2 separate regions of the Homo sapiens genome follow, and region 1 is linked to region 2. A link is an interaction called in ENCODE POLR2A ChIA-PET data of the cell type or tissue named here. Cell type or tissue: PC-9. All regions are shown on one strand. Links, peaks and the distances in the headings refer to the core of each region. The heading gives the core; the rest is flanking DNA.

Region 1 (2,905 bases), core at 221-2,720, 63 kb before region 2:
AGGACAGGGAGGAGGACCAGGTCACATCTCTGCCCACCCACCACACGTATCACACAGTAGGGCCTAAGAAATGATTGCTAAAGGAATGAATCTTTTTCACTTCTCTGACAATAAATTGGAAATATTAGAATGTTGGAAAGTTGAAAACTCCTAAGTACTGTATTTCAGTGTTCGTTTCTTTTTTTTTTTTTTTTTTTGAGACAGAGTCTTGCTCTGTCACCCAGGCTGGAGTGCAGTGGTGTGATCTTGGCTCACTGCAAGCTCTGCCTCACGGGTTCACGCCATTCTCCTGCCTCAGCCTCCCGAGTATCTGGGACTACAGGCGCCTGCCACCATGCCCGGCTAATTTTTTTTTTTGTATTTTTAGTAGAGATGGGGTTTCACCGTGCTAGCCAGGATGGTCTCGATCTCCTGACCTCGTAATCCGCCTGCCTCAGCCTCCCAAAGTGCTGGGATTACAGGCGTGAGCCACCGCGCCCGGCCCAGTGTTGGTTTCTTAAAAGCAAGGACCAACCGGGCACTGTGGCTCACGCCTGCAATCCTAGCACTTTGGTAGGCCGAGGCAGGTGGATTGACTGAACTCAGGAGTTCAAGACCACCCTGGGCAACATGGTGAAACCCTGTCTCTACTAAAATACAAAAAATTAGCTGGGCGTGGTGGTGGGGGCCTGTAGTCCCAGCTATTCAGGAGGCTGAGGCACAAGAATTGCTTGAGCTTGGGAGGCAGAGGTTGAGCCGAGATCACACCACTGCACTCTAGCATGGTCAACAGAGCGAGACTCAGCCTCCAAAAAAAAAAAAAAAAAAAAGCCAGAACCTTCTCTTACATAACCATATTTTTTTTTTACTGTGGTTTGCCAGATGTTTCCTTAAATGCCTGGAGAAAAGGAAATAAGGGAAGGAAAAAAGCAGTACAAAAGAAAAGAAAAATTTCCAGGTCTTTGCAGATTGGCTCTATGTTGAATCACTCCTTCTATGCTTAGCCATGCTGTTTGCAACTCTGTCTAAACCTCCACTTCTTGCTTGCACTGAGTCTAAAAATCAGGCAGAGGTGAAAACTCATGGTCTTCCCAGTTTTTCTCTAAGCATGTGTCCTTCTCTTGGCATGTGTGTGGCTTTCTAGATTCCCCTGTAAACATAGAAAACTTTCAAAGCTCTTATTCTCCCCCAAAATATCATTCTCTGGATTTTCCTCTCAGGCTTTCAACATGTCTGTTGTTTGATCTAGCTGTTTTTTTGATTGTTTGTTTTGCCCAGCCCATAGCAGTTCATTCATTTGTTCTTAATTGCTTTTAGGAAAAGTCTGTGTAGCTGCTCTATCCTAGCAGAGTTCCAAGTTAGTTACAACAAAGAGAAACCCTAGTTAGGTTCAAAAGACAAATCCTGGGCCGGCGCGGCGGCTCACACCTGTAATCCTAGTACTTTGGAAGGCCAAGGTGGGTGGATCACCTGAGGTCAAGAGTTTGAGACCAGCCTGGCCAACATGGTGAAACCCCCTCTCTACTAAAAATACAAAAATTATCTGGGCGTGGTGGCGGGCACCTGTAATTCCAGCTACTTGGGAGGCTGAGGCAGGAGAATGGCATGAACCCGGGAGGCAGAGGCTGCTATGAGCTGAGATCACACCATTGCACTCCAGCCTGGGTGAAAGAGCGAAACTCAGTCTCAAAAAAAAAAAAAAAAAAAAAAAAAAAAAAATCAAATCCTATTCCATAGGAACAAGGTCCACTCTGCTCTCTCTAGAACGAGGTATCTGAACAGGGAACACAAGCTGCTGGCTCTAAGATCACTGCTTCTCTAAGGAGGGGATGGGGCTAAGGTAAGCTAAAATACCACAAAAATCTTAGCTGCTTCAGTGGCCTTTCTCTTGGTTAAGCATTTGGTTGCTGTAAACTTTTCTTTTTCTTTTTTTTTTTTTTTTTGAGATGGAGTGTCACTCTGTCGCTCAGGCTGGAGTGCAGTGGCACAATCTTGGCTCACTGCAATCCCCTCCTTCCAGGTTCAAGCAATTCTCCTGCCCCAGCCTCCCAAGTAGCTGGGACTACAGGCGCACGCCACCACGCCCAGCTAATTTTTGTATTTTAAGTAGAGACAGCGTTTCACCATATTGGTCAGGCTGATCTTGAACTCCTGGTCTCAGGTGATCCACCCGCCTCAGTCTCCCAAAGTGCTGGGATTACAGGCATAAGCCATAGCACCCGGCCCGTTGCTGTAAACTTTTAACTGTCTCCTAGCATTCTGATAAGGTTGAATTCCAACAGGTTTTGCCAAGTTTTTCAGTGTTTCTGGGGAGAAATGGATCCCCTACTCTGCCATTTTCAATAATGCCACTTCTAACCTCCATGCCTTTTTATTATACTCAATTTCTATCTTTTTATGTTGTTCTCTCTTTTTTTTTTCTTTGAGGTGGAGTCTCCTCTGTCACCCAGGCTGGAGCGTAATGGTGTGATCTCGGGTCACTGCAACCTCCACCTCCCAGATTCAAGTGATTCTCCTGCCTCAGCCTCCTGAGCAGCTAGGATTACAGGCACCTGCCACCACACCAAGCTAATTTTTGTTTTTCGGTTTTTTTGAGATGGAGTCTCGCTCGGTTGCCTGGCCTGGAGTGCGGTGGTGCAATCTCGGCTCATTGCAGCATCCGCCTCCCCAGTTCAAGCTATTCTCCAGCCTTAGCCTCCTGAGTAGCTGGGATTACAGGCATGCGCCACTGTGTCTGGCTAATTTTTGTATTTTTTAGTAGAGATGGGGTTTCACCATGTTGTCCAGGCTGATCTCGAACTCCTGACCTCAGGTGATTCGCCCACCTCGGCCTCTCAAAGTGCTAGGATTACAAGCGTGAAACACTGTGCCTGGTCAATTTGTATGCTGTTCTCTAAGCCACTTCCTTAGAACCATCTTCTAATTC
Region 2 (2,905 bases), core at 313-2,812:
CAAACATGCGCCACCATGCCCAGCTAATTTTTGTACTTTCAGTAGAGATGGAGTTTCTCCATGTTGGTCAGGCTGGTCTCGAACTCCCAACCTCAGGTGATCCACCCACCTCAGCCTCCCAAAGTGCTGGGATTACAGGCGTGAGCCACCGCGCCCGGCTAATTTTTGTATTTTTAATAGAGACGGGGTTTCACCATATTGGCCAGACTGGTCTCGAACTCCTGACCTCATGATCCGCCTGCCTCGGCCTCCAAAGTGCTAGGATTACAGGCGTCAGCCAAGGCGCCTGGCCATTTTTTTTCTTTTTTTTCTAAACAGAGTCTCACTCTCGTCAGGCTGGAGTGCAGTGGCGCGATCTTGGCTCAGTCCAACCTCTGCCTCCCGGGTTCAAGCGATTCTCATCCCTCAGCCTCCCGAGTAGCTGAGTCTCTATGCCCGTGCCACCATGCCCAGCTAATTCTTGTATTTTTAGTAGAGACGGGATTTCACCAGCGTCTGGCCAGGATGGTCTCAATCTCTTGACCTCATGATCTGCCCACCTCAGCCTCTCAAAGTGCTGGGATTACAGGCGTGAGCCACCACACCCGGCCTTAATGTTTTTTTTTTTTTTAAACAGAGACAGGGTTTCGCCATGTTGCCAAGGCTGATCTCTCAAACTCTTGAGCTCAGATGATCCTCCTGCCTGCCTTGTCCTCCCAGAGTGCTGGGATTACAGGCGTGAGCCACCGTGCCCGGCCTAATTTTTGTATTTTTAATAGAGACAGGGTTTCACCATATTGGCCAGGCTGGTCTCGAACTCCTGACCTCATGATCCGCCTGTCTCGGTCTCCAAAGTGCTGGGATTACAGGCGTCAGCCAAGGCGCCTGGCCATTTTTTTTCTTTTTTTTCTAAACAGAGTCTCACTCTCATCAGGCTGGAGTGCAGTGGCGCAATCTCGGCTCACCCCAACCTCTGCCTCCCGGGTTCAAGCGATTCTCCTGCCTGAGCCTCCCGAGTAGCTGGGTCTACATGCCCATGCAACCATGCCCAGCTAATTTTTGTATTTTTAATAGAGACGGGATATCACCAGCATCTGGCCAGGATGGTCTCGATCTCTTGACCTCGTTATCCGCCCACTTCAGCCTCCCAAAGTGCTGGAATTACAGACCCGAGCCACTGCACCGAGCCTATCTCAACATTTTGAACTTGTACTCGAAGACATCCTTTCAAAGTGCAGGTTGTAGAGTTTTAGGATGCTTTCTCATCTTGAACAAGCCAAGAAAACGTACAGCTATCTTGGGTCTCCTTTGATAGCAGAAGATAATAAGAGATCTAGCTAAGACCTGAGATACCTAAACTTGCCTTGCTATGGAATCTGCCTTGCAGGCACCTGGGCAGACCTAGAGTTGCTAGCCAGGATGTCATAGGATTCTCAAAGATGATGGAGGTTGCGTGAGTCATCACAGATGATGTCAGCTTTGATGTTATTGTTCTGAGGCTATCAGTTTATTTAACTGGTGACTGTGGTCTTTATCAGGAACTCTTAGCCTATCAAATGGTATTTATGGTGTTGAAAAATTAGTATTATTTTTTGAGACACAGTCTCACTCTGTTGCCCAAACTGTACCTGGGCCTATTGTTTTGTGTTTGTTTGTTTGTTTGTTTTTTGTCGCTCAGGCTGGAGTGCAGTAGCACGATTTAGGCTCACTGCAACCTCCGCCTCTCTGGTTCAAGCAATTCTTCTGTCTCAGCCTCCCAAGTAGCTGGGACTACAGGCGCCTGCCACCATGCCCGGCTAATCTTTGTATTTTTTTTTTAGTAGAGACGGGGCTTCACCATATTGGTCAGGCTGGTCTTGAACTCCTCTAACTTCAGGTGATCCGCCCACCTTGGCCTCCTCCCAAAGTGCTGGGATTACAGGCGTGAGCCATCGCGCCTGGCCCCTGGCCCTAATTTTTTACTTTTTTATTTATATATATTTAAAAAAAATTTTTTTTTATTTTTTTTTCGAGACTTCCGTCACCCAGGTTGGAGTGCCGTGGTGCAATCTTGGCTCACTGCAACCTCCACCTCCCAAGTTCAAGCAATTCTTGTGCCTCGGCCGGGTGTGGTGGCTCACGCCTGTAATCCCGGCACTTTGGGAGGCCGAGGCGGGTGGATCACGAGGTCAGGAGATCGAGACCATCCTGGCTAACACGGTGAAACCCCCCGTCTCTACTAAAAATACAAAAAAGTAGCTGGGCATGGTGGTGGGCTCCTGTAGTCCCAGCTGCTCAGGAGGCTGAGGCAGGAGAATGGCATGAACCTGGGAGGCGGAGGTTGCAGTGAGCTGAGATCACGCCACTGCACTCCAGCCTGGGCGACAGAGCAAGACTCCGTCTCAAAAAAAAAAAAAAAAAATTCTCGTGCCTCAGCCTCCCGAGTAGCTGGGATTATAGGCGCGTGCCACCGCGTCTGGCTAATTTTTGTATTTTTAGTAGAGATGGGGTTTTACCATGTTGGCCAGGCTGGTTCAAACTTCTGAACTTAGGTGATCTGCCCACCTCGGCCTCCCAAAGTGCTGGGGTACAGGTGTGAGCCAGTGCGCCCGGCCTATATTTATTTAAAAAAAAAAAAATTGGGGGCCGGGTGTGGTGGCTCACGCCTGTAATCCCAGGACTTTGGGAGGCCAAGGTGGGCAGATCATGAGGTGAGGAGATCGAGACCATCCTGGCTAACACCGTGAAACCCTATCTCTACTAAAAATACAAAAAAATTAGCCAGGCGTGGTGACGGGCGCCTGTAATCCCAGCTATTCGGGAGGCTGAGGCAGGAGAATGGCATGAACCCAGGAGGCGGAGCTTGCATTGAGCTGAGATTGCACCACTGCACTCCAACCTGGGCGACAGAGCGAGACTCCATCTCAAAAAAAAAAAATTTTTTTTA

Evidence for each region. ChIA-PET counts read pairs that join two places held together with the same protein. Peaks named below come from ENCODE experiments on the same cell type or tissue, not always from the same donor. Only the 100,000 strongest peaks of a DNase experiment are listed, where the experiment ranks them.
Region 1: POLR2A ChIA-PET joins it to region 2 with 22 read pairs; 8 of 35 experiments call an interaction of 5 or more read pairs at or near these places.

The regions. Positions count from the first base shown.
Region 1 is chr9:34,141,297-34,144,201 of GRCh38, reverse strand. No RefSeq gene overlaps it. Among named protein-coding and RNA genes, the nearest start is that of DCAF12, 16 kb to the right of the region's middle. RefSeq lists a silencer at 462-653. In PC-9, for the core only: no CTCF peak of the experiment used is centred there; no DNase peak of the experiment used is centred there.
Region 2 is chr9:34,077,896-34,080,800 of GRCh38, reverse strand. No RefSeq gene overlaps it. Among named protein-coding and RNA genes, the nearest start is that of UBAP2, 30 kb to the right of the region's middle. In PC-9, for the core only: no CTCF peak of the experiment used is centred there; a DNase peak (open chromatin) is centred at 1,440.